Regions from separate parts of the Homo sapiens genome. Here all the other regions are linked to region 1. The links are chromatin contacts, found by Hi-C or POLR2A ChIA-PET in ENCODE. All regions are on one chromosome and are shown on one strand. The core of a region is the stretch at or near the end of the contact, and the rest is flanking DNA. Distances in the headings are between cores, read along the strand shown.

The links. Hi-C counts contacts between places; a loop is a spot of excess contacts on that map. ChIA-PET counts read pairs that join two places held with the same protein, here RNA polymerase II (POLR2A). Pooled maps may share reads with other maps.
Region 2: a map with no recorded cell type shows a loop between it and region 1 (3-fold over the local background). The contact joins two enhancer-like sites. A Hi-C loop is called at or near these places in 3 of 37 single-sample maps with no recorded cell type and 4 of 50 pooled maps.
Region 3: a loop to region 1 is called in a pooled map, with 2.3 times the contacts of the local background. The contact joins two enhancer-like sites. A Hi-C loop is called at or near these places in 2 of 50 pooled maps. POLR2A ChIA-PET finds 5 or more read pairs at or near these places in 4 of 52 experiments (CD8-positive, alpha-beta memory T cell, OCI-LY7, activated T-cell and 1 more).
Region 4: a map with no recorded cell type shows a loop between it and region 1 (6-fold over the local background). The contact joins the promoter of HINT1 here to the enhancer-like site in region 1. A Hi-C loop is called at or near these places in 2 of 37 single-sample maps with no recorded cell type and 9 of 50 pooled maps.
Region 5: a loop to region 1 is called in a map with no recorded cell type, with 3 times the contacts of the local background. The contact joins the promoter of CDC42SE2 here to the enhancer-like site in region 1. A Hi-C loop is called at or near these places in 1 of 168 maps with a recorded cell type or tissue (naive thymus-derived CD4-positive, alpha-beta T cell), 6 of 37 single-sample maps with no recorded cell type and 12 of 50 pooled maps. POLR2A ChIA-PET finds 5 or more read pairs at or near these places in 3 of 52 experiments (activated T-cell and activated naive CD4-positive, alpha-beta T cell).
Region 6: a pooled map shows a loop between it and region 1 (10-fold over the local background). The contact joins the promoter of AFF4 here to the enhancer-like site in region 1. A Hi-C loop is called at or near these places in 1 of 37 single-sample maps with no recorded cell type and 7 of 50 pooled maps. POLR2A ChIA-PET finds 5 or more read pairs at or near these places in 2 of 52 experiments (T-cell and activated naive CD4-positive, alpha-beta T cell).
Region 7: a map of natural killer cell shows a loop between it and region 1 (6-fold over the local background). The contact joins two enhancer-like sites. A Hi-C loop is called at or near these places in 1 of 168 maps with a recorded cell type or tissue (natural killer cell), 6 of 37 single-sample maps with no recorded cell type and 10 of 50 pooled maps. POLR2A ChIA-PET finds 5 or more read pairs at or near these places in 1 of 52 experiments (activated T-cell).

Annotation. Positions count from the first base shown.
Region 1 is chr5:132,101,840-132,105,200 of GRCh38, forward strand. No RefSeq gene overlaps it. Among named protein-coding and RNA genes, the nearest start is that of CSF2, 30 kb to the left of the region's middle. RefSeq lists enhancers at 1,557-1,851, 1,630-2,009. Within about 2 kb of position 1,917, at least 30 of the 41 ENCODE cell types and tissues checked have a DNase peak (open chromatin) inside an H3K27ac peak, as active enhancers do; they include natural killer cell, where a contact is called at or near this core.
Region 2 is chr5:131,228,658-131,232,215 of GRCh38, forward strand. It overlaps a transcript of CDC42SE2 not described here. Among named protein-coding and RNA genes, the nearest start is that of CDC42SE2, 34 kb to the right of the region's middle. Within about 2 kb of position 1,979, at least 2 of the 41 ENCODE cell types and tissues checked have a DNase peak (open chromatin) inside an H3K27ac peak, as active enhancers do.
Region 3 is chr5:131,512,920-131,516,520 of GRCh38, forward strand. The region is part of intron 7 of RAPGEF6 (Rap guanine nucleotide exchange factor 6); the gene reads right to left. Among named protein-coding and RNA genes, the nearest start is that of RAPGEF6, 120 kb to the right of the region's middle. Within about 2 kb of position 1,497, at least 4 of the 41 ENCODE cell types and tissues checked have a DNase peak (open chromatin) inside an H3K27ac peak, as active enhancers do.
Region 4 is chr5:131,162,907-131,166,642 of GRCh38, forward strand. It overlaps HINT1 (histidine triad nucleotide binding protein 1), which reads right to left and starts at 2,350. Exons shown (of 3, transcript NM_005340.7): 1 at 2,189-2,350. The coding sequence starts at 2,299. RefSeq lists enhancers at 1,079-1,739, 1,740-2,399, 2,670-2,719 and silencers at 1,530-2,169, 2,380-2,459, 2,470-2,519.
Region 5 is chr5:131,262,781-131,266,465 of GRCh38, forward strand. It overlaps CDC42SE2 (CDC42 small effector 2), which reads left to right and starts at 1,273. Exons shown (of 5, transcript NM_001375635.1): 1 at 1,273-1,386. RefSeq lists enhancers at 557-606, 1,735-2,552 and silencers at 727-796, 807-856, 887-1,536.
Region 6 is chr5:132,961,592-132,965,393 of GRCh38, forward strand. AFF4 (ALF transcription elongation factor 4) reads right to left here and starts at 2,043. Exons shown (of 21, transcript NM_014423.4): 1 at 1,668-2,043. AFF4-DT (AFF4 divergent transcript) reads left to right here and starts at 2,221. Exons shown (of 2, transcript NR_186175.1): 1 at 2,221-2,543; 2 at 2,650-3,099. RefSeq lists a silencer at 1,498-2,337.
Region 7 is chr5:131,280,113-131,283,826 of GRCh38, forward strand. All of the region lies in intron 1 of CDC42SE2 (CDC42 small effector 2), which reads left to right. Among named protein-coding and RNA genes, the nearest start is that of CDC42SE2, 18 kb to the left of the region's middle. Within about 2 kb of position 1,584, at least 6 of the 41 ENCODE cell types and tissues checked have a DNase peak (open chromatin) inside an H3K27ac peak, as active enhancers do; they include natural killer cell, where a contact is called at or near this core.

The sequences.
Region 1 (3,361 bases), core at 667-3,166:
GTGCTTCATGAACTACTTCCATTAATAAACTCTTTCATCTTAAATTTTTAAAATGAAATGAAACTGTCCTAGAAAGTTACAGACTGAGTCCCTCACCATTATTGATACCTTGGAGTACATGGGTCTTCCCTTGAGTAGATTTTCTGGGAGCTATTCTACCCACGTCCGTTTGTTGAGATCTTACAGGATTTCTTGCCCCAGTTAAATCTCCTGGGGTAGGCAAAGTGCTCAAGAAGTTGGAATGGGGCTGTGGGGTTCCACAAACAAGGGAAGCACCCAGAGGGCCCAACATCAGTACTCAGGGCCTCCTTGGCTTCTGGCCTGCAGCTGGGGAGGCAGGGCTGCAGTGCTGGAGGGGCATCTCTGTCAGCCTCCTGCAGCACAGGGGCCAGGGTCTGGGGGCAGCAATCACTTTGGTGACTAATAACCTAATCATGGAAAATTACAACTTCCTGAGCTAGGTATATCAGAGGTGGCCACAAAACTCTTTATGATGTGGCCAAAAATTCCTCCTACCACCACAGCCCTTGAAAATAGGTCAAAGACACCTTCTATGGAACTCTCAAAACAGGGCTTAGCTCACACCATCTACCTCCGTCATTGTGCTGCAAACACTGGAGCTTTTGTGAGAATGCTCTCCTCTTCTGCGGTTTGAGCTCAGTTTTGGCTCTGGGCTAATCATCTGTCCTGTCCTACTTGTCTTCCACAAGGGACCGACTGGTCATGAAGGCCATGAAGGCTGTCTGCTGTGTGTCCCTGGAAATGTCTGTCGACAGCCTCTCTAGGCAGAAGTGTTTCTTCTTGTGTACCAACCAAGACCTATAGGCCTCGCCTCATCTCCCAAGCTATACCTCACCACAAAGCAGAACAAGGGTGGACTAAGAACTGGCAGAGACTTATACTTGGCTTTCCAGAGGTCCCAGGTTTGTGGTAGGGGTTCATGAGGCTGGCTGCTGTCTAGATGAGATATGCAGAGTGAGCTCTTTTCCCTGAATGCTGGGCATCCCATCGGTAGTATGGGACAGGGTAAGCTCCTGGCCTGGCTGGCTCCAATGCTGCCTGAGTGAAGCTATGTAACCCTGGGACATCTCTCTTAGCATGCTGATATTTGGCTGCTTCTCTGATAATGGGAGCAGCATTCTCTGGTATGGGGTGCTGTGGAAGACCTAGGGAATGGGACAACAGATTAAAATGGGCTTTGAAGACCCTTGCAGAGGTGACCAGGGAGGCCCAACCTTCTATTTCCTGTGCTCAGGCCTTGGCAGAGACAGAAACCACGAGGCTCCAAGGTCCCCAACCAGTGGGACCCCGACACCAGGAGGACAGGACTCTCAGAGTTCTGTGCCTACTCCTCAGTTTCTTTTGTGTCTGCTGCTATCAGGAGTCCCAATCTACAGGGCTCAATCAGGATGGGATCCTTAGTGTGGCACCTGGGTCAGAAAGCCGCCCCTGCTAAGAGGCTCAGGACAGGGCTAACTGGGAGAAGAGGCCCCACCTAAGTGTCTGCCACCCAAGATGATACTTTTTTTGGCCCAGAAGCCTCATCTGACCTCTGGCCCAGGCCTCAGCCTGGGTGAGGGTGGACATCTCTGTCCTAACAAGATCCTTGGGAGCCTCCAGGCAGTCCCCTTCCAGGGATAAGAGGTCCTGTGTCTGCTTGGCCTAGAGCCAGGCCTGTGCTGAGTCACAGGACTCTGGTGTTCAAGGCCAAAAACAATGACTTAAACATTCTGAAATCCAGGAAAAATCAGCACTGGCTTTCTACCTAAGAACCCTGCCCAGCTAGGCATGAGTTCACCCAGCAAGACAGTGACAAGGACAATGGGAAACTGCCTGTCCCCTGTAGGCAAGAGGAGCAGGGGGCTAAGCCTTGAGCCTGAAACCAACCCTGAAAGATTCTTTAAAAACCCCATATCATTTCATCTAAAATTAGCTTTCAGCATCTAAATCACTTCCTGTTACAGAAACCACAGGCCTGATGCTTCAGTCATCACCCTGCCTGCCTCTAGGGGTGGGGTAGGTGAGGTAGGAGTGCTGCACACAAAAAACAGTGACTATCCAAAAGTGACACAGCAGTCAGGAACCCCTTTCCCCACCCCCCCCACCCACTGCAGAAAGGATGGCTAAGCAGGGCCCTATAATGGTGTTGTTGTGGGGACCAGAGCCAATGTGAACATGCATGTGCATGTAGGCAAATATACACACATATGCACACTCCCCTGCATGCACACTATACACACAGACCAGAGCTTTCTCCACTGCCGCAGAGAGACTGCCGTATGGACAGCCCAAGCACGTCTCCGTTGTGCCCCTTCTGAGCACAGGACTCACCAAGAGAGGAGGGCAAGTGTCTGGCCTCCTTGGAGCATCTGCATCTCTGTTTCCACTTCTCTTACAGCCCTGGTTACTTTATGCCTAATTGGCTGTGAGCGAGGTTAGCCCAGCACTTGGCACTTGGCTCTCACTCATTGTTTCAGCCAACATTGCCAAGTGTTTCCTGTGTGCAGAAAACCAGGTGGTGGCCGGATTGAGGATGTGGAGCAAGTCAGAGGCCATCCCTGTACACCAAGAACTGAAGTTGAAGAAACCAACTGAATCTCTAAACCAGAGATGTCCAATCTTTTGGTTTCCCTGGGCCACTTTGGAAGAAGAATTGTCTTGGGCCACACATAAAATTCACTAACACTAACAATAGCTGATGAGCAAAAAAAAAAAAAAAAAAAAAAAAAAGAAAGCAAAAAATCTCATAATGTTTTAGGAAAGTTTACCAATTTATGTTGGGTCACATTCAAAGCTGTCATGGGTAGTATACAGCCTGTGAGTCATGGGTTGGACAAGCTTGCCTAAACCATCCAGAGAGCTCTGTTCTTCCTACTGCCTCAAGCTAAGCCCTGACCCAAACCTGAGACCTGGATTGAAGGATGCCAGCATCTGTGCACAGATAAACTGCAGCCACAGAAGGAAGACACTGATCATCTGTCACAAACTTGGTGAGTCATAAATAGTGCCACCTAAACCATGAGATAAACTGGGGGTGCACCTGGAAACCAGGTAGCCCCCCTCAAGGGCAGGGGCTTTTGTATTATAGGTCTGCTGCTATTCTCCCAGTACCCTCAATGGCACATGTCATGTAGAAGAGTCTCAGTAAATACCTGGTGGGTGACAGAATGGAGGTGGGTGATTCTGTTGATGAGCAGGCTGGCACCGATGAGCATGGAGTATCTGCCAGCCCTAGGATGGTGCTGTGTCTGTGTCCATCCACTGTATGGTTACAAGAACTCAAGGTACCTGGGATCCCTCAGTCCTCACAGACCAGCTCCCAAGCTGGGCACAAAAGACAATGTATGTTGAGTGTTGTTTC
Region 2 (3,558 bases), core at 729-3,228, 870 kb before region 1:
GTTTGTGTCCCCCTCAAATCACATGTTGAGGCCCTAATTCCCAGTGTGGCTCTATTTGGTAAGGGGCCGCTGAGGAAGTGATTGAGGTTATGTGACCATAAGGATGGGTTTATAAGAAGAAACAACAGAGAGTTTGCTAACTTGCTCCCTTGAGCACATGCACCAAGGAAGGCCATGTGAGGACACAGCAAGAAGGCAGCTGTCTGCAAGCCAGGAAGACAGCTCTCACCAGAAACTAAATTGGCTAGAATCTTGATCTTGGACTTCTAGCTTCTAGAACTCTGAGAAAATTAATTTCTGCTGTTTAAGCCATCCAGTGTGTGGTATTTTGTTGGGGCAGCTGGAGCAGACTAATACAATCCTGAGGTTCTTTCAGAAGTATATCCTGAAGTTTCTGAAGTCCCAGAATGCTACTGTGTGGAGCAAAATCAACTCATTCTCATGGAGAGAACCAGGCTCTCATTCCTAGAAATTTAAAAAACTACATAGACTTATAATTACCTTATGGGGTGTGTGTGTGTGTGTGTATGTGTGTTTTTAGAGATCGGGTTCTTGCTATGTTGTCCAGACTGATCTCAAACTCATGGACTTAAGTGATCCTCCCACCCCAGCCTCCCAAAGTTCTAGGATTACAGGCATGAGCCGCTGCACCCAGCCTATTTTTCTTTTATTTAATATAAACTGAACATTAATTAACCCTATACAATTTCTTCCTGTAGCCTGTAATTTAATTTACTATGTAATTTTATTTTTGTTATTATTATTATTATTATTTTAATTGAGAAGGGAGTCTCACTGTGTTGCCTGAAATGGTCTTGAGCTCTTGGGCTCAAGCAATTCTCCCGCCTCAGCCTCCCAAGTAGCTGAGACTATGGGCAGGTGCCAATGCACCTGGCTAATTTACTCAGTAATTGTTTTTTTAGCAATTTAAGAAAACTTGGAGCTCTGACCTAAAGTAGGTTGTTTGTTTGTTTTTAAATAAAGAAGAGAGAAAGGCCGGGCATAGTGGTTCATGCCTATAATCCCAGCACTTTGGGAGGCCAAGGTGAGTGGATCTCCTGAGCCCAGGAGTTTGAGACCAGCCTAGGCAACATGGGGAAACCCCATCTCTATTAAGAATACAAAAATTAGCCACGCATGGTGGCACGAGCCTGTAGTCCCAGCTACTCAGGGAGCTGAGGTGGGAAGATCACTTGAGCCTGGCATATAGAGGTTGCAGTGAGTCAAGATTACGCCACTGCACTCCAGCCTGGGTGAGAGAGCAAGACCTTGTCTCAAAAAAAGAAAAAAGAAAACTGTAACAGGTATCTATCTATGTACACAGAGCCAAGATTTAACACTATCATTTTACCATGTTTTCTTTGAATATCCTTTCTTTTCATTTAAGAAATAAAACCTTTCCAATATCATTTATAAGCATGGTATTGATTTTATTTAATGATCTAGTACCCAGAAGCACTAGAAGGTTGCTGAGCATCCTACTTGTTCTAATGACAATTCTGTCGCCTCCTTTTAATTTCGCATAATTTCCTTTGGGCTTGTCCTATTGCTGAATCTAAGGCTTCCAGTACAATGTTCACTGGAAAGCATTAAGGGCAGGCATCTTTGTCCTGTACTTGTCTTCAAAGGAAATTTTTCTACTGTTTCACCACTCATAATGATGTTTGTTGCAGTTTACTGGATACCTATTTCAATTATTAACCAATTTTTGAAAATGTAAACCACTTAAGTATTTCAAACAGGAAAGTTAGCTCGGGGAATTAATTACAAAATTATTGAAAAGGCGAAGGGGCAAAAAAGTGAAAAATGGTGTCACTCCAAGCCCAGGAAGTCTGTGCTTCTGAGCAGCTGCAGCACAGCTATTTCTGCTGCTAGAGGCTGCTGCAGAAGAAAACAAATGGATTCTCTCCCTTTGCCACCTTTTAAATCCCCACCATTGTCTCCTACTGACAGAATTGAACCAAACCACAGCAAGGGAACATGGGAAATGTAGTTGTCAGCCTTCCAGCCCTCCAGTGATAGAGAAGAGAAAATGCAAATGCAGGAAAGAAACCGAAAACTAAAAGTCAAATAAATTTCACAGTATTCTCCTTCACATTAGGGAGTTTCTGTCTATTCGTAGTCTTCCAAGGGGTTTATCGTTTGTTTACGTTTTCTGCACCTATTGAGACGTTAATATAGCTTTGCTTTTTAAATCTCTTAACGAGAATAATGAATTATATTACAGATTTTCTCATTGTTAAACCTGTTTTGCATTTCTGCTATAAAGCCTACTTGATCATGATACATCTATAAACATACATACACACACATGTATGTATATGTTTTCTATATGTGTATTTACATGCTTGATTTTATTTCCTAACATTTTGTTTAGGGATTTTACGTAAATGTTTATCAGCAGTATTGACCTTTAGTTTTTCTTTCTCCTTGCTGTCTTTGTGTAATTTTGTATCAAAGTTATACCAGTTATACCAGTTTGTGTCTTCTCCCTCCTTTTTAATTCTCTGGAAGATTAATTGTTATTTGAAGTTTGGCTTTTTAAAAATCTCCTATAAAACACTAAACCTAGTACTTTAAATGAGGACTTGTTTTAGATTAATGATTGTATTTTCATTCATATTTTTCTTTTTGAATCTGTTTCTGGAATTAATATTTTTCTAGAACATTATCTTTTTTTAAGATTTTCAAATTCAGTGGCATAAAACTATTAGAAGTATTTTAAAATAAATTTTAATATCCCAACTCTATCAGATCATTTTTGTTGCATAACAAATCATGCAAAAGCAACAAAAAAAACATGTATTGTTTGTTATGATTCTGTGAGTTGGCTGAATGGTTTCTTTCGGTCTGGGCCAGTTTGGTTGGGACTGAATGGTCTAATCTAACACGACCTTTCTCATATCTCTGGTGTTTGGCCGGCTGGTTAATCTAAAGAGGCCTATCTGAAATTATCTTGTCTTTTACTTGTGAGTTTAATCAGTTCACATTAATTGTGATTTCTGATGTATTTTAATTTATTACTACCAGTCTTACCTTTGCTTTTTGTTTCTTCCTTTTTGCCTTCTGTTGAAATCATTAACTTTTCTTCACCCTTTCTCTATTTTAGAATTGTTATACTTTTTTTTCTTTTTTCTTTTTTCTTTTTTTTGGAAATGGAGTCTCACTCTGTCGCCCAGGCTGGAGTGTGGTGGCACGATCTCCACTCACTGCAACCTCCACCTCCCAGGTTCAAGCGATTCTCCTGCCTCAGCCTCCCAAGCAGCTGGGATTACAGGTGCGCACCATGACCCCTGGCTAACTTGTATTTTTAGTAGAGACAGGGTTTCACCACGTTGGCCAGGCTGGTCTCAAACTCCTGACTTCAAGTGATCCACCCGCCTTGGCCTCCCAAAGTGCTGGGATTGCAGGTGTGAGCCACCACGCCCACCCTAGAATTACTGTACATTTGTTACCTATTTTTTTTTTCTTTTGAGACAGGGTCTTACTCCAGTAGCCCAGGCTGGAGGGCAGTGGCTTGATCTCGGCTTACTGCAGCCTTGACTTCCCGAACTCAGG
Region 3 (3,601 bases), core at 247-2,746, 590 kb before region 1:
AAACTTTCCAGCCTCAAGAATAGTGAGAAATAAATTTCTGGTGTTTATAAGCTACCCCCCAGTCTACAGTATTTTGTTACAGCAGCCTGAATGGACTAAGACAGGATCATATAGGGGCAACTGTATCTCATGACTGACTAGTACGCTCTGAGTTGTTTACTGGCTATGAAATTACAGGGTTTAAACGGAGTATATTTCTGAATAATACATAGAACCACAAACTTGTTTGCAGGTTATAATCCTTTTTTAAAGACAAGTAGTTTTAAATTTAAATATGTGTACATGCTAAAAAGACTTTCCAAAAACCTTATTTATATACACTGATTTAATCTAAGAAACGACTGGGAAAAAACCTAAAGCAGTATTTTCTACACAATTTAATTTCTCAATATGCAGGAGAGCTCACTCCTAGTATATCCCTTTTCTATTTTATCAATTTTTAAGTGTAATCTGCATTAAAAATTCAGGTTTTTAAATCACTCTGTCTTCATCTTAATCTAAGGTTTTCATCCCCTGACCCAGATTATTTCAATCTGGTCTCATTCCCATATTTTAGATTATGTTGGATAAAAAGATAGATGGCTCACAACATAAAAAGGCAAGATGGAATTTAGTTATATGGACAGTAGAGAAGGCTAATTATCATCTGCATGAGAAGCAAAGACAATTAAGGAGATAGCTCTTTAGGAAGAATGGAAGTCATGGGTTGGGACTGAGAGAAGGCTACTAAAAGAACTTTTTTAGGAACCTTTTAATACCAACTGCAAAGGAAAGAATATAATCTACCCTTACAATTTGTCTTTCTAAGCCAGGCACAATGGCTCCTGCCTGTAATCTCAGCACTTTGGGAGGCTGAGGCATGCAGATCGCTTGAGCCTAGGAGTTTGAGGCCAGCCTGGGCAACACGGAGAAACCCTGTCTCTACAAAAAAATACAAAAATTAGCCGGGTGTGGTGGCATTAGCCGGGTGTGGTGGCACATGCCTGCACTCCCAGCTACTCAGGAGGCTGAGGTGGGAGGATTGCTTAAGCCTTGGAGGCAGAGGCTGCAGTGAGCCGAGATCTTGCTGCTGCACTCCAGCCTGGGTGACAGTGTGAGAACGTGTCTCAAAAACCAAAACCAAAACCCCCCAAAAACCACAACTACCTTTCTTATACCTCTACTTTTTACATAGTAGTATAAAAAGAATAAAATTAGTTAAGAAAATACATTAAACTATTAAAATATTAAGAGTATACATGAGCATAAGGTGATAAAACAGGAATTAAGAATAAAAAATAAGACTGTTCAAAAACATGCTAAGAAATTTAAAGGGATTTTTTTAAACTTAAAATGAATTTTTAAAAATGTAAAGACCAACTCCTTGATTAAACAAAGGAAAGTCAGGTCCTTAAGAGAAAGGTAGATATGATTATGACCACAGGACAAGAAGTCACTGCATGATACTTCTGAAGATGCAGTTCCTGGGCAGAAAGTTTAATTCTATAATAATTAGGTAAGAATTTTTTTCAACGTAATATCCACAATGTTCAGCATACAATAAAAACTTACTACATAAGTGAAGCAGGGAAATGTGACCTATAAACAGGAAACAAACCACTATAAAGAGACTCGATAATGATAGAGATAATGAAAGTAAGAGACAAGAACTTTCAACATTTACTACAAATAAGTTCAAGAATTTAGAAGAAAAACAATTAGAGGAAAAATGGATAATCTCAGTAAGGAGATATAAACTGTAAGAAGAATAAATTTGAAGAAAGGGCAACAAAAGCTACCCAATCTGAAGTAGAGATGAGAAAAAAGCCAAAAAAAAATTAATAAAGCCTTAGAGACTCATATCATAATACCACGAGTGGAAATATGTGGGTCAAAAGACACTCCGTATTCGTGAAGGTAGGGTACACAGAAGACTCATCCCCAGCCTTTCAATTAATTTATCCTAGCACCTGGGACATATCAGACCCTTAATTATGATAAATGAGTTAAGTCCAGGAAAAATATATATATTGGTGATAGGATTAAGACAGCATGAAACTTTTTTCTTTTCCTGACATATGAATGTGTCTCTGTATACATAAATATAATTTGGTGAGGCAGACAGTCTGAGGTGATTTTCTGATGACTCGGCCTTCCCCAAATAAACCACCAGAGGATATCCTTTTCCTGTTTCCATCTAGATAAACATGAAGCTACAATGAAGAGAACTATAGGTTGGAACTAAGAGTTATACAAACTTACAAAAACCACATTTTCAAATTTAGGGCAAGTGTTAAGCCTTAGACTTTCAGTGCCTCTCTTTTCTGTATTCCCATCTTTAGTATTTCATTTAACCTTTTCATGGACCATTTAGTTCTTAGGTCTTCCTGGTCAGGGTTAGAACTCTATGAAGTTAATCTTTCAGTCCAGGTTGACCCATTTCATAACCTCTACAACACGGCAGGCAGGCAAAATCAAGTCTCTTTTGCCCTGGATAATAAAGTTTTAGTTAGCAGAGATCTGCATTTTCCTTGAAGCCAATATTGGTTTCTACTTTCAAATATAATTCAGTGCAAAAAAAGAATTTCTAGAGTACTTCCTAAATGCCAACACTGTGCCTGACTCACCATGGGATACAAATTTAAGACATCAACTCTGCACTCCATAAATTTACTCTGGTGATGAAAAATGTCAAGTTTACAAGTAACTACCAAAAAAAGCAGAGAGAAAAAGTGACATGTCCGAGAGAAAAACTGCTGAGGGATTCCAAGGAAGGAGACATTTCTTCTTGTTGGAAAGACATGGGAGATAACATGAAAATGTCATCTTCATGAAGCTACGGGTAGAAGAGCATGATTAAAACACAAGACTAGGAAAAGGCAGACATGTTCAGGGAATAACGTACATATGTGATGGGGCAGAATCTAGAATGTGTAAGTGGGGGAACAGTAAAATATAAAACTACATTGTAGTTAGAGGTAAAAGGCTTGGAATTTAAAATTAAGAGTGTAATTTAGATAACAGTGAAGAATTAAAGCTTTTTAAATACAAGAGTAATTAAAAATCAGAGCAATTTATTTCAAGTGGGAGTTTAAAAATGATAGTCAAAAGATGATAACAGATTTTGACTAGGACTCAGATGATATCCTTTTTTTTTTTTTTTTTTTTTTTTTTTTTTTTTTTTTTTTTTTTTTTTTTTTTTTTTTCTGTGACGGAGTCTTTCTCTGTCACCCAGGCTGGAGTGCAGTGGTGCGATCTTGGCTCACTGCACCTCTGCCTCCTGGGTTCAAGCGATTCTCTTGCCTCAGCCTCCTGAGTAGCTGGTGCATGCGCCACCGCACGTGGCTACTTTTTTTTGTATTTTTAGTAGAGATGGGGTTTTGCTATGTTAGCCAGGCTGGTCTCAAACTCCTGACCTCAAGTGATCCACCGAACCCAGCCTCAGATGATATTCTTAACAGAAATATTAAAGAAAGGTGTAAGAGAACATGTGGTGACTTGAGTTGACAAAAGAACATACTGGTGAAAACGTGGCACCAGAGTTCTGAAGAGATTGGCACTCCGAGCTGTGCATTAGGAAATCATGTTGCCATAGAGGTGGTAACTGAAGTCTTGGGATTTT
Region 4 (3,736 bases), core at 1,100-3,599, 940 kb before region 1:
AGCTCACTGCAACCTCCGCCTCCTGGGTTCAAGTGATTCTCTTGCCTCGGCCTCCCAAGTAGCTGGGATTACAGGCACGTGCCATCATGCCCAGCTAATTTTTGTGTTTTTGTAGAGACGGGGTTTCACCATGTTGTCCAGGCTGGTCTCGAACTCCTGACCTCAGGTGATCCACCTGCCTCGGCCTCCCAGAGTGCTGGGATTACAGGCGTGAGCTACTGCACCCGGACTCCATGGAAGTCTTATGGGAAGACCAACTTTAAAAGTATAATCACCAAAGGTCATACATGTTACAAAGGAAAAATATGAATGATCATTACAGGAAAAGCCTGATTTAGATTAAGTGTTTAAGAACAACTCTGAGGCAGTGACATTTAAACTGGGAGCCAATGAATGCATAAAAATTGGCCATGCTAATCCTTGCCTGCCTCTCCAGATCTCCTGCAGGTCTTCACATGGAACTGGCCTTCTGAGCTCTCTGCCCTCAGAGCTTTTTCAATGATCCTCTCCCCCTCCAAACCCCAACTTCCGTCTAATTTAAACTGCTAGTCATTCCGCCATTCCATTCCCAGCACATACATGATTTCTGGGAGAAAAAAGAAAAAACAGAAAAAAACCTCTGATTGCCCTCCCCGTCCCATTACTCCCAGGTCAGAGTCCTAGTTGTGCAATTTCCTGGTTTTTTTTTTTTCTTTATGATAGCAATCAGTTTTGTAACTACATATTTGTCTGATACTTGATTAATATCTATTCTCACTTTACTCAACTATTTAAGAAATATACCTATCCTTTTGTGTAAAGCTGAAGAGTATATATATGATATTCTTTAGCATTTAGACTAATTATTTAAAACAGTGTCTGTAAATACACATATGACATGAATATTTTCGAATCTCTTGCTCACTGCTGAAGTGAAAGCTGTTTTAATAAAACCCATCCACACTTATTTGTCTCAGGAGTAATTCTACTGGGTACTCCCTACAAAATGCTGATTCATTTAGAATGCTTCCTGCCGTTCTACAGTTGGACTTCGGTGGTTCAAATGTAAATTTTTCAAGAACCATTTCTCAAAGGCAACTGCGAACTTTAAAAAGAAATATTTTTTCTAAAACCAAAGAATTTCCCCTGAGTAGAGACAAAGTATTTTTTTTTTTAATTTACCTAGAGGAACCTAATTAAATTTTTGATAACGTTTTGAATCTAACCGACATTAGTAGAATAAATGTTTTTCTTAGATTTTATATTTCCTAAATTTAACAAAACTGTTTACAAAATTTGTTCTATCTAAATCAGCCAATCTGCCCAGCTTTATCTGAGATCCAATCCCAAAAATACAACTGGCCACTAAATAATTTACACAAGATATCTCAAAGTCACATCAACTGGGATTTCACCTACAAGAAGTCAACAAAAACTACAGTCTTAGTCTCTTGGCATAAAATTACTTCCTGTTGAATACAAAAAGAATCATTCAGCTGTTTGTAAGTCCAAAATGTTCAGCGGGAGAGGTCAACGGAAAGCAAATCCCAGACGCGGGCCCACTTCTTATCTCAGGAGATCGCCTCGCTAGCCCAGGGTAGGCCTTGGGGTGGAGATAGGGATAGGGGTAGGGGTGAGGGTGGCAAGCCGCACCCCGCGGAGGAAGCCGGCAGGCCCAGACGGCCCGCGCACCTCCCAGCGCCCCTGGGGCCCTCGAGCACAATGCCTTGCTGAGCAGCGCCCAGGAACGCCGGGCCCTGGCAGGCCGGCTGTGCGCGGGAGATCGCGGAGATTGGGCCTGAGTCAGGGCGCGATCGGGTTTCTCTCTGTCAGGCAGAGCGCTGGCGAGATTTCGAGATTCCTGATACAGGCAAGGTCCGAGGCAGCCGGGGAACCGGCGGGCTTCCACGCGGGGGCCCCAGTGCGCCCCGACACGCGCCCAGGCCCCGCGGTGCGGCACTCAGGGCGCCCGGCGGCCTGGCCCGCGCCCGGGGCAGATAACGAGTAACCGGAGCGCCGGCACGCGCCGGCAGGCCGCCTCGGAGTGCCCGGGCCCTGTCCGCTGGCTGGGGGCCCGCTGGACCAGGGCAGCCAGGTCCCCTCCCGTCGCCGCTACACTCGCGACCCCTCCTCTCCCTCCGCGAGAAACCCGAGGATCCGCGGACGATACCCACCTCAGCAGGCGAGAGAGGTGGTGCCCAGTACCTACCCGGTCATCCTCAAAAATGATTTTGGCTGGTATTTCCTTGCGGATGATCTTCCCAAAGATCGTGTCGCCACCAGGCCGAGCGACCTGAGCCTTGGCAATCTCATCTGCCATCTCGGCCTCTCTCCCGCGCGGCGGCCAGAGGAGAGGCTCGGAAGAAGGGAGGAACCCGCAGAGCGTGCGGCGCGAGAGGGCGCAGCCAAGCCTGCGCAGGTGCCCCGGCTCTGGCGCCCCACCTAATCTTGCGCGTGCGCACTGGCGACCTGGGCTGCGAGTGCGGCCAGCGCGCTAGAGCGCCTCAGGGACCTCCGGCTTGGGGAAGTTCCTGGTCTTGAGCTCCAAGGAGATTCCTAAGTCGTTTTTCTATCCTCCTTTCTTGTCTCCTGGGGAATGCAGTTACTGGTATAAACCCTTCGTCTGCCTATGGATGCTTGTAGGGAAAGTTGGATACTGTAACTGACAAGATTTGATAATTTAAGTGGTGCTGGCTGCAACTTAGCACTTAGATTATTTAAGGTCTTGCTGCTGCAGCAGATTTTAAGTCCTCTCTTCAACAGAGTTTTTTTCTCTCTCTACCAGTGGTTCTCAATCTTGACTACACATTAAGATCACTTGGGGAGCTTTTAAAAATCCCCGTGAACCTGGCTGCAGCCCAGATCCATTAAATAAGAATCTTTGGAGATGAGCCCCAGGCATCAGTAGTTTGTAAACCTCCCTAGACTGCTCTGCAAAGAATTTTTCCCAGCAGCAATCAACATAATGTATTAATAAAATGACCCACTTTAAAAAAAAAAACCTTCCTTAATCCCACATCCCCCTCCGTATCTTTGCTCGTTTTATAAAGAAGTTTTCTACATACCATGTCTGCTTTCTTATCTTTCATTTTTGAGTCCATTTCCCTCTTGTCAAGGTCACTAAGGACATCCATTTATAAAATCCTATAGACAATTACAGTTATCATACCAGACCTCTAAGTGTACGTATTAAGAAAAAGTATACCTCCTCAATGCCTTTTTTTTTTTTAGATAGATTCTTGCTCTGTCGCCCAGGCTCGACTGCAGTGGCACAATCTCGGCTCATTGCAACCTCTGCCTCCCGAGTTCGAGTGATTCTCATGCCTCAGCCTCCCAAGTAGCTAGGACTACAGGCGCGCACCACCACACCTGGCTAATTTTTGTATTTTTAGTAGAGACAGGGTTTCCCCATGCTGGCCAGGCTGTTCTCAAACTTCTGACCTCAGGTGTTCCACCCGCCTCAGCCTCCCAAAGTGCTGGGATTACAGATGTGAGCTCAGCTGCCTTTTATGATTACATTACTACCCTTGTCTTGGCAAAATTATTGAATGTGGTTGCCTTTAATCTCAAAAGTGTCCATTTGGTACTTTTGCTATCAAAGACATTACTGGGACAATTCGTAAAATCTAAATAATGCCTATAAATTAGATAATAGTTTTGAAGTCATGTTAATTTCCTTTCATAACCACAGAAAAATTGTCAAAATCAGTTGATCTGGGGTGGGGCCCTACAAGTTAGGTTTCTAACTTTCCAGGTG
Region 5 (3,685 bases), core at 23-2,522, 840 kb before region 1:
TGTATTTTTAAATTGTTGTGTTTTTTTTCCCAAATATTTTCCATCTGTGGTTGGTTGAATCCAGAAACGCAGAAGCCATGGATGCGGAGGGCTGACTCTGAATTATAAAGATTGTTACAAGGTGGGAAGTGTCATGGGATGAAAGGAAAAATAGTAAGGTAGGAAAGATGGAGAATTTTTTTTTTTTTTGGAACACGTGTCACTCTGTCCAGCCCAAGCTGGAGTGCAGTGGCCTGATGATGGCTCACTGTAACGTAACTCCTGGCCTCAGCCTCCAGAGTACCTGGAACTATAGGTACACGCCAACACACCAGGGTAATTTTTTTTTTTTTTTTTTGTAGAGACAGGGTCTCGCTATGTTGCCCACTCTGTTCTATTTTGAAGGTACAACCAACAAGCTTTCTTGACAGATTGAAAGTGAAAATGAGAGTATGAGAGGAGTTATGGATGATATAAAGTTTTTGGCCTGAGTAACTAGAAATCCTCGCCATCAACCTAGAATGGGGAAGACCATACATTACTTACAGGTTCGAGAGCTTACTTCAGTGGCATTACGCTATCCTTTTGAACTTACGATAAAGTTTTGTAGGCATTTTGGTGGACTGCTGGCTGCTAGATAGGGCACTCATGTTTCTGATTTCTGAGATATGTAAAATACACACCCAAAGGAATCACAGAAGTCTAGTACATGTGTAATTTTCACGCATTTCAAACCAGGTGGTTTAGCCAGCCTTAAACCAGTTAATGACTGATTGAACGATTCTGACTTTTACATGAAAAAGCAGTGGTCAGAGGATGGGCTCTCAACCGCTACTGAGAGACCCCTCATCCCACAACCGCTCAGCACCCACCCACCCACCCTCGCCTGTGCGCGTCCACCGCCCCACAACGTGCGCAGACGTCGCTCCTCCGCACGGATGTCCGCGGCCCGGGCCGGGGTGGGAAGGGGCTCCCCCACGCTCCCGCCCAGGTTTGGTCGCCATCTTTCGGAGCGTCCTTTCCCGCGAGTGCTGCAGTCCCGGATCTCAGGCGTCCGTTAGCTACAGAGGCCAATTCCTAACCCGCGCGGCTCGAATCCCGGGGGTCCCATCGCCTGCCGGCCGATTCGCCCATGCCGGAGGTACGGCGGGGGCGGGGCCTGGCGGGGGGCGGGGCCAGCACTGCGGTCGCTGCAGCTGCGCAACGGCGCCCGCCCCTCCGGCCGCTCTAGGGGCGCGCGCCGCCTCTCGCTCCGCCCAACCCGCGCGCGAGCCTGGGCGGGGAGGGGGAGCCAGGAAGCTGCGAGCGCGCTGGGGAGCGCAGCTGCAGGCGTTGGGGCGGCAGGAGCCGCGGAGCCGGCGCTGAGAGGGGCTGCGGCCGGAGCGGGCGGCTGAGACAAAGGCGACGGTGAGTGCAATGCCAGCCCCAGTCGCGCGTCGGCCGCCACGCCTCGCCCTCTCGGTCCCTTGGGCGGGGTCCCGAAGCCCCGAACCCTCGTCCCTGAGGGCTCTGGGGTGAGCGCGGCCCGGCCTTGCCAGCCGCGCGCTGCGGGCTGTGGGCTGAGCCTGCGTCTTCCATTTCAGGTTTGGGCGAGGTCCTCATGCCCTAGGACCCTGCCTTTGGTTTTTCTTCTGTTTCCTCTGAGGAATGGTTACACGCTCAGTTCAGAATTCACGGCAGGCGGACAGCTGAGGCAGCCAACTGACCGCCTGATGTAAAATGGAAAGGCAGACCCCCCCCCTCCCCCCAACTTTTCACGTCTGGAAGTCGGGAGGGTGGTGCGAGGGGCGGGCGGGGAGGGCCCGGGGTCTCTAGGTGAGGGTTTCGGGGAGCAAAGACACCTGGCTCCGGAGCTCCGACTCTTCGCCTGAGGCGCCCGACGCGTTCAGTCCGCGGGTCCTGCCGCGGTTCGCCCCGGGCCCCGGGCTTGAAAGCCCTTGGCTACCTCGTCGCGGGAGCTGAGCTACTCTTACAGGTTGTTTTACCCAGTGCTTGCAGCTTTAAGTTGCGATTTTAGGCAACGGGTGTGGTAGGTAGCGGCTCCTTGATGCCGCATTAACAGCTGAAAAAGCGCCCCGATCCGCTGACTTCACTATGTGTAAGAAACAACATTGGGGATTCCTCTTTAGCTTGCAATTATTTTAAATGATAAGCTTTTTTAGGGGAATTTTGGGGGGTGATGTGCAGTTTACAAAATCTAAATGTTTCGTTGAAGGGCCTGGCTTATAGTACGTGCTCAGTAAAGTATTTGTTGAATGAATGAATCTTGAAATATCAGACAAAGCTTATCTCACATCTAGTAAAATTTAGGCACATACTCCTTGATTATGATTAAGGAAAGAATGTCGGCAAACAGTATGTATTTTTGATATACGTTTTTTAGTTTTTGTCCCACATAACATACTGTTGATGAACAGTCCGTTCTTACTCTCAATATTATGAACATAGAAAATATATATCAAATTTGGATTTTCTCTTTTGGTTTGAGAGAAGTTGGTATACATTTTCTGTTTCTTAAAAACAGGCCTTATTTCTAATCTTTAAAAATAATGGAGAAGATAAAGAGGGAGTGGGATTGTATTTTGAAACCCAGCTTTCTGTTTCATTATGAATAAAGGAGTTTATGTGTTTTTGAGAAGGGACTGTGGTATGGTCTTGCTGCTTTTTGAGCAAGGGAGAACTCTAAATTTAGGGGGGGAAAAGCTAATGTTGCACTAATATAATAAAATGTCACCATTTACTCAACAGATATTCATTAAGCACCTGTTTATGGGCACAGGCAAAATCCGCAATTATCCTTTTCTTAAACTTGAATGCAAAGTTATTTCCTTATTATTGATGTCGCAAGTGGTGACTGTCTTAAACCCCTAGTGGCTATTTCAGTTGGGAAAGATGGCAGGTGAACTGCAGGAAGTGTAAATTCATAACAGCCTTTAAAGGTTAATAAGTAACTTTGTACAGCTAAAATTATTGGGTTAAGCTTTTATATTGTCAGTTTAATAGAATCTGTCTACATTTTAAAATGAAGGGAGGAAGACATTTAATAAGCTAGTGTTTTTATTATCTCCCTGGTCCCTATTAGGAGACTTTGGTACAGTGTATTGAAGGGTAATGTACTTCTGGTCCTGTTTTCTGTAAATAATCTTTGTAATAACATTTTCTGTTTTTAAAAATCCCCAGAGATAAACAGTAGATTCCTTTTCTATAAGAAATGTTTTAAAATAAAGCTTCATTTCAGGAATTTTATTTTGTCCTTGTGTTCACCACTTACAAATAAATGCATATAAACTTGATAGTGCTAAAAAGGGAAGGATTATTAGTAATAATTTGTGGTTCCATATGTGGACTTATCTTTTAGTATTGCAACTGTGATAAAACTACTAATTTAAAAGGATGAGATTTGTAGTTTTGCATTTATTCTGAACATAAGGTTGCGTTGCCTATTTTAATCTATTTATATATGTTTAAAAAGCAGTAATATTTTATTTATTTCAGGAATCCAGACTAATGTGATCCAAAGTCTGTCTTGATTATTATGAAATAATGTAGATATTAATTTTTTTATAGTTAGCTTTTTTGTATTTAAGTGGGCTGTTTTGACTGTTAATGCTTATAATACTTAATACATTGTTAAAGATAATGTTTACATTCAAATAGAAGTTTCAGATTTTGGACTTACCGGCTATTAGCTTTTTTTTTTCTTTTT
Region 6 (3,802 bases), core at 793-3,292, 860 kb after region 1:
AATGTGAGAATCTGACAAGTAGAAAGTGACTCAGAACAAAAATATTCAATCTTTAAGAATTCTTAATTACACAGCTTCACCTTACACTCCCAAACTGTAGATCATGTTCCAATTAACACAGCTGGGCTCTTTTTTCAGACACCCCATCTTGTCCCCACTTGAAGCAAAATTTTATTTAAAGTAAAATTTGCCTACTGTTTCTAGAGAGTTAACAAAAATCAAAGTACCAGCCTGCAAACCACCGCAAATTGAATGAAACTGCTGGTAATAAAAAAAGAAAAATTTGACTGCTTCCAGGTTTTTAGTAAGTTAACTCTGAAAGATAACTTAAAATAACTTACTGGGAATTTTTCTTATATTTAGGAGCTGAAAGATGCAGTGATAATAAGGAAAACGAATCTGAGAAATTTAAAGAAGCCAGCTTTGTTGAAAACCAAGTGGCCACTTGCCAACACTTCTTTATGCACGTATGACCAAAGATGATTCTAGGCAGACTCACAGACCACAAAGGCTCTTTATCAAATCCCAAATTAAGAAAGTTCTCATAAATATTTCAATTTTGATAAGTTAAAGACCAGTTAAGTTTTAAAAAGCACTTTATGAAGTGCAGAATCAATACAGAAACGAAGCTTTGCGCTTTTCATATCTGAGCCCGAAAAACAGCACACATTTTATGTTACATTTACAGTCTATTCACAGACACCTATAGCTTAGATTCCATCAAGAAAAACACTGGTCAATGGAAAAGTGACTGGCCTTAGTATAAAATTTCCATGTGGCCAGCAGGGAAGAAACCGCATAATTCTGAATTACAACTGACAAAACTACGAGAACCCTAAATCGAACTCTTCGCCTTGAACTCCATATACAAACATTTCAGATTCGTACTTCCACTTCCTGAAAATAATACTGTTTGTAAACGAAAAGGCAATAAGGTTACTCCCAAAACTCCTGTACTCCATGATCCATCCTCAAAGAGTGGAAGGAACAGCAAAGTAGAAGGAACAAAGCACTGACGTCAATTACGAGATTAACCCCAAGCACAGGCAGCTGGAGGAAAGGCCTAAACATCAATATCCACGCACAAGCTACTGGGATAACTAGGTAACAGACCGATTCAGAAGTTGTAGGGGAGGGTATTCGAGTATTATACCCCCACGTTCCCATTTTTAGTCAATCCCCTTCGCAAGTCGAAGGCGGAAATTTTTCCTTCTTTTTTTTTTTTTTTTGCGGGGGTGGGGGTGTGGGAGAGGTGCGCAGGATCGCGAGAAGGAAAGCGAGAACTAGCTGGGTAATGTTAGCCAGAATCTGGGCCTATTTTCTCTTTAATTAGACATAATTTGAAATTGAGGAGGATATGAAAAAGTAACAAATCAGCCGATGGAACGTCTGAGGAAAGAAAGAGGAAAGGAGAAACACTAAACGGATGGATTTCTGGGAATTTTTGTTAGGATTGGGTTAGCTTTTTTTATTTTCTTATCTTTGCGGGAAGGTGGTGGGGTGGGACGCGCAGATGAGAGGAGGGGTGACGCCTGATTGAGCAGCCCCAGCCCGGAGGGTCTCCCCGAGGCTCCCCGCAGAACTTGCGGGCCCCCACCCCCACCCGGCCCCGGCCACAACCCCCGCGGCCCGGCCCGGCCCTGGGTCAGTCTGTCGGCCCTTCTTACCTCCAGTCCCGGCTCCGCTAGGCCCGAACCATCTCCTGGCTGCGGCAGTGGCGGCGCCGGGCCTGCACCTTCACCGGACGCGCATTCGAGCCCGCCCAGGGGGCGGTGACAGGCTGCCAAGGGCGAGGGGCTCCGGGAGGCGGCGGGGGTTCCGGAGGCCTCGACAAACGAAGGCGGCGTCGGCGGCGGCGGCAGCGATGCGCCTCACACGGAACAGGCGTAGGCCCCGCACCGCTCCATGACGGTCGGGCCCGGGCTGGGACAGCTGACTGAGGCGGCGGGGGCGGGTTAACGAAGACCTGGCACCAGGATCCCCGCCCCGTCCGCTGGCGGCGGCGACGGCAGCTGGACTCCTGCAGCCAGGGCTGTGACTGACGCAGCGGCCGTGCCACCATGTGACCAAGACCGGGCGGGTGCGGGGCGTCACGTGATGCCTCTGCGCCCCTCCCCGCTGGGGGAGTAGGGGGCGGGGGTCTGTGGGCCGGCTGGGCCGGGAGGCGACGCCCGGGGTGGTGACGTTCCCGGCTGTGGGGTCTGATGACCCGGGCCAGGCAAAGGACCCGCCCGAGCGGTATAGGCCTGAGCCTCTGGGCACTGCGGCCGCGTCCGGCAGGGCTGCCACGGCAGTACAGGGCCTGCACATCCGGGAGCTCACGCCCTCCTGCGCGTAGCCCGCTAGTGAGGTTCCGAAGGGCGGGGCCGGGCCGAACCGGATATGCCGGTTCTGGGGCTCAGGTGACAAACCCAGGCCTTCCGCCCCTCGCCTCTGGTGGGGATCCGGCCCAACCCGGAGCTTCCTAGACTTGCTTCCAGGTGTCGAAGCCTCGAGTCCTCAAGAGGTCCAGCAAAAAGGCAAAGGACGCAGGAGGCTGTTCGGTATTTCCAGTAAACTTACCCTAAGAAGCCAAACCGTCCCTCTTTCTTCGTCATTTAAACATCTTCTGCCACTAATGTTTTCCTTTTCATTTATTTATTGAGATAGATCTCGCTGTTGTCGCCCAGGCTGGAGTACAATGGCGGGATCTCGGCTCACTGCAACCTCCGCCTCCCGAGTTCAAGCGATTCTAGTACCTCAGCCTCCGGAGTAGCTGGGATTAAAGGGGGGAGCCACCACCTACGGCTAATTTTTGTATTTTTAATAGAGACACGGTTTCACCATGTTGGCCAGGCTGGTCTCGAACTCCTGACCTCAACCAATCCACCCGCCTGGGCCTCCCAAAGTGTTGGGATTACAGGCGTGAGCCACCGCACCCGGCCCACTAATGTTTTTCTTCAGCATATCATTCTGAACACTTCTTTCACCTCTAAACATCTACTATTTCTTTTAAGCTTCACTCTTTATATGCATTTTCTCTATAGAGCTATATAAATTAGGAAATGTCTTAATAGAAAACTCAAAACATGACAGAATAAAAAATAATTGATTCTCCCATCTCTGTCTGTTAGCTGTTTCAGTCCTGGAAGGCAATCACTTAGCATTTAATAATGTATCTTTCCCTACATATTTGTAAGTAATACATTAAAATATAGGGATACTTCTTTTTACACAAAAGGTAACACACTATATACGCTGTTCAGTCCTTTTTTTCTCACTTCAAATATCTTGGATAGGCTGGGCACAGTGGCTCAGGCCTATGATCCCAACACTTTAGGAGGCCGAGGGGGGCTGATCGCTTGAGACCAGGAGTTTGAGACCAACCCCGGCAACATGGCAAAACCCCATCCCTATGAAAAATACAAAAATTAGCCGGGCGTGGTGGTGCATGCGTATAGTCCCACCTACTCTGGAGACTGAGGTGGGAGGATCACTTGAGCCTAGGAGGTCGGTGCTGCAGTGAGCCGGGAGCTTGCCATCCAGCCTGGATGAGAGTGAGACCCTGTCTCAAAAAAAGAAAAAAGAAAAAAATGTCTTGGACATCCTGCCATATCAGTATATAATGAACTACCTTTTTCTTCCTAGAGGCAGAATAATATTCCACTTATGCAAACATCCTAATTTATTTAACCAATCCCCTACAGGTGGATATTCCGCTTGTTGCCAAGCCATTACTATTACATGCTAAGCTGCAATGAATAACCTCATACAAGACAGGGCAACATAGTGAGACCCCATCTCTACAAAAAATAAAAAATTA
Region 7 (3,714 bases), core at 334-2,833, 820 kb before region 1:
TGAGCAACAGTTGCTTTGTTAATTCTGAATAACTGGATTTGAACTGGTGCTACTGAATTAAAATATGGGGTCTACATTTCTTACCCTTTAACTGAAATTATTCTCTTTTATGCACACACACAAACTGTATTTAATGTAGAACATCAGAAAGTATATACAAGCTAAGGAAAAAGTTTTAATCCTACCACCCTAAAATATAATAACTAGTCAGTGGTCATGTTTTGATGAACATCCTTCCAGATACCTCAATATGAATATATGTTTTTTCACAAAATCTTACATAGACTCTGACATTTCACTTTAACGAATATTATCATAAAAGTATTACTTTTTATTACTTCAGTTTGAAAGGGTCATATTGGAAAGTGAAAATTCTGTTTGACGAGGATAAAGCTGTAGGTAAAGTTGTGATTAAAAACAATGGTGTTTATAGAGAGTAGAATGTGGTAAGTCAACTGGAGAAAAGAATTACTTTCAGCAGTAATTTTTTTCTTAAGAGCCCTCTTACCATTGCACAATAGCCTGATTGTTTTATACTAGCTGATGAAAACCATTCAGGATTCTATGTACAGCAGAATTATTTTAATAATAGCCCTAGGGTAAAATATGAGCCTGTAGATAAGTTTATATTTTTTAGTCTGTCCAAGTCCGACTGATCCTTTAATAGTAAAATAATTTTGGAAGAAAACTGTGTTTTATTGAAGGCCTTCATCTATCTGTAGTATGACAATTTTATTAGATATTGCTACCCTTTTTATGTGTGAGAATGAGGAGTGAAATAGTTCTTGGAAAAATTTTAGCATGTAAGAATTCTTATGTTAATGTTTCCTTTGATTTTTGTTTTATGAATGTGAAAAATCCTTGTGGAAGAATTGCTCATATATATTGGTATATTGCATTCTTTGGAAATCACCAGTTCCAAATTTGTCAAGTGGTTGTTTGGGTCGTTAAATAGCAATTGTAAAAGCAAATCAAAGATCCTTTAAGGATTTTTCCTTGATCACAGTGATATCCATTACCTGGGGTAGAGTAGACCGCTGATGTCTTGCCTTCATTTTTATTGTTCTTAACCTCGTCCTTTCTGTGTTGTATCACTGCTTGCTCACAAGCTCCTCCAGTCTTTTTCTCTTCAGTAGCTTTTTCTCTTACCCCCTTGTGCTACTTCCTGAATGGTGTATATGTTGCTGAAAACATTTCTCATGTGGTAAAGAAGAGTAAAGAGCAATGTAGTTGATGTGGCCTTTTCTACTGAGAAATGATGCATTTGTGGTCTACAGAAGAGACTTGACAGCCCCTAAAGAAGTGTTTTTTATCTACATTACATGTTTGTGAGTGGATATGCAAGTGCCTCTGTTGGAAGGTAAAGTGAATCTTGAAACAAATTCTAGAAAAGTGTTTAGAATTATTCCATACATTTTGCTGTTGAAAAAATAGTATTTAAAGAAAGTTTCATCTCACAGTGAATTTTTAGCCTCCTCTTTTAAGATTTATTTTGTGAACAGTGACCTTGTTTTTGTAAACTCTACTCTGAAGAAGTTTAGAAATTAGTCACACAGTAAGTGGCAGAACAAGTATTCAAAGTCTTGCCTGATTTTCCATAGTCATTTAGCTTGGAAAGCATTGTAAAGTGGCAGAAAGAATATGGACTTTGAAATTTAGACACACCTCGATTTGATCTCTAACTTTGCTGCATATTTGCTGCGTGGCAAGTTCTTACCGTTGGTGATTTTCATTTTCCTTTTCAGTTAAGTGAGAGTAATACATTTGTTAGGATTAAATGAAGTAATGCACATAAAGCATTTGGCTTGTAGAATAAGATGTTAATAAATGTTTAATTTCCTTTCAACAATACCATATCGTTTTAAAATGTCTTGGGAGCCACTTGGACATTTCACTTGAAAGTTAAGTGCCATCAGGAAACTAGAAACATGTATAACCCAGGTAGTGATCTTTCAGGGAAATTTTAATTTCCCTGTCTAAGGAGGAGAGTAGTTTTTCGGACTGTTTTAAAAATATGTGACTTAAAGGAAAGTTTTAAGGTTAAAAGCTGAAATAGAACTGAGTTAGGATGAGTTAATTATTGCTGACCAAAATTGTAAGAAAGTCCATTTCTACATTTCCTGAGAAATCGAAACATTTGTGTTATATACATAGAGAAGTCACTTTTAAAGGCTAAGAACTGACCATTTGAAAAGTTTATGATTAAGATATGGGGAGAAAGTGTTCATTTTTAAAGTAATAAACAATAGCAAGTTTCTCTTATCAGATTTAAGGTTTAAGGAATGGTGCTTGTTCAGACCTGAGTACAGTGATGACACAGGTACTAAATATGTTGTTGGAGGTAGTATAAATCTGGAACCTGTTTCAAAAGCGCTTTGGCATATTTGTGTGTATTTCCACTTCTGAGAGATTATTCTAAGGAAGTAACCTTTTTTTTTCTTCTTTGGGGGGAGAGGAGGTTATTTTCCTTCCTTAATGACACCCTAATTGAGATAATTCACATAAAAAATCACCTTTTTAAAATTATTATTATTGAGATGGAATCTTGCTCTGTCACCTAGGCTGGAGTGCAGTGGCGCGATCTCGGCTCACTGCAAGCTCCGCCTCCCGGGTTCATGCCATTCTCCTGCCTCAGCCTCCCGAGTAGCTGGGACTACAGGTGCCCGCCACCATGCCTGGCTAATGTTTTTGTATTTTTAGTAGAGACGGGGTTTCACCATATTAGCCAGGATGGTCTTGATCTCCTGACCTCGTGATGCGCCTGCCTTGGCCTCCCAAAGTCCTGGGATTACAAGTGTGAGCCACTGCACCTGGCCCTTTTTTTTTTTTTTTAAGATGGAGGTTCACTCTTGTTGCCCAGGCTGGAGTGCAGTGGTGCAGTCTCGGCTCACCGCAGCCTCCACCTCCCGGGTTCAAGCGATTCTCCTGCCTCAGCCTCCCGAGTAGATGGGATTACAGGCATGTGCCACCATGCCTGGCTAATTTTGTATTTTTAGTAGAGATGGGGTTTCTCCATGTTGTTCAGGCTGGTCTCGAACTCCTGACCTCAGGTGATCTGCCCGCCTTGGCCTCCCAAAGTGCTGGGATTACAGGCATGAGCCACTGCGCCTGGCCAAAATCACCTTTTTTACATAAGTCAGTGTTGTACAACCGTTGCTACTAATTTTATATTTTCATCACCCCAAAACAAAATGAGTAGTCATTTCTGTTCTTCCCTCCCCACATCCTCTGATAGCCGTTTACATATTTTCTCTTTCTAGATTTGCCTCTTTGGACATTTAATGTAAGTGGAATCATGCGATATGTGACCTTTTGTGTCTGGCTTTTTTCATTTAGCATAATGTTTCAAGATTTATTCATATAGCATGTATCAGTACATCATTCTCTTTTTTTTTTTTGAGATGGAGTTTCGCTCTTGTTATCCAGGCTGGAGTGCAGTGGTGTGATCTCGGCCCACTGCAACCTCTGCCTCCTGGGTTCAAGTGATTCTCCTGCCTCAGCCTCCCAAGTAACTGGGATTGCAGGCCTGTGCCACCATGCCTGGCTAATTTTGTATTTTTAATGGAGACGAGGTTTCTCCATGTTGTTCAGGCTGGTCTTGAACTCCCGACCTCAGGTGATCCGCCCATCTCGGCCTGCCAAAGTGCTGGGATTACAGGTGTGAGCCACTGCGCCAGGCCCATCATTCTCTTTTATGGCTGAATATTATTCTGT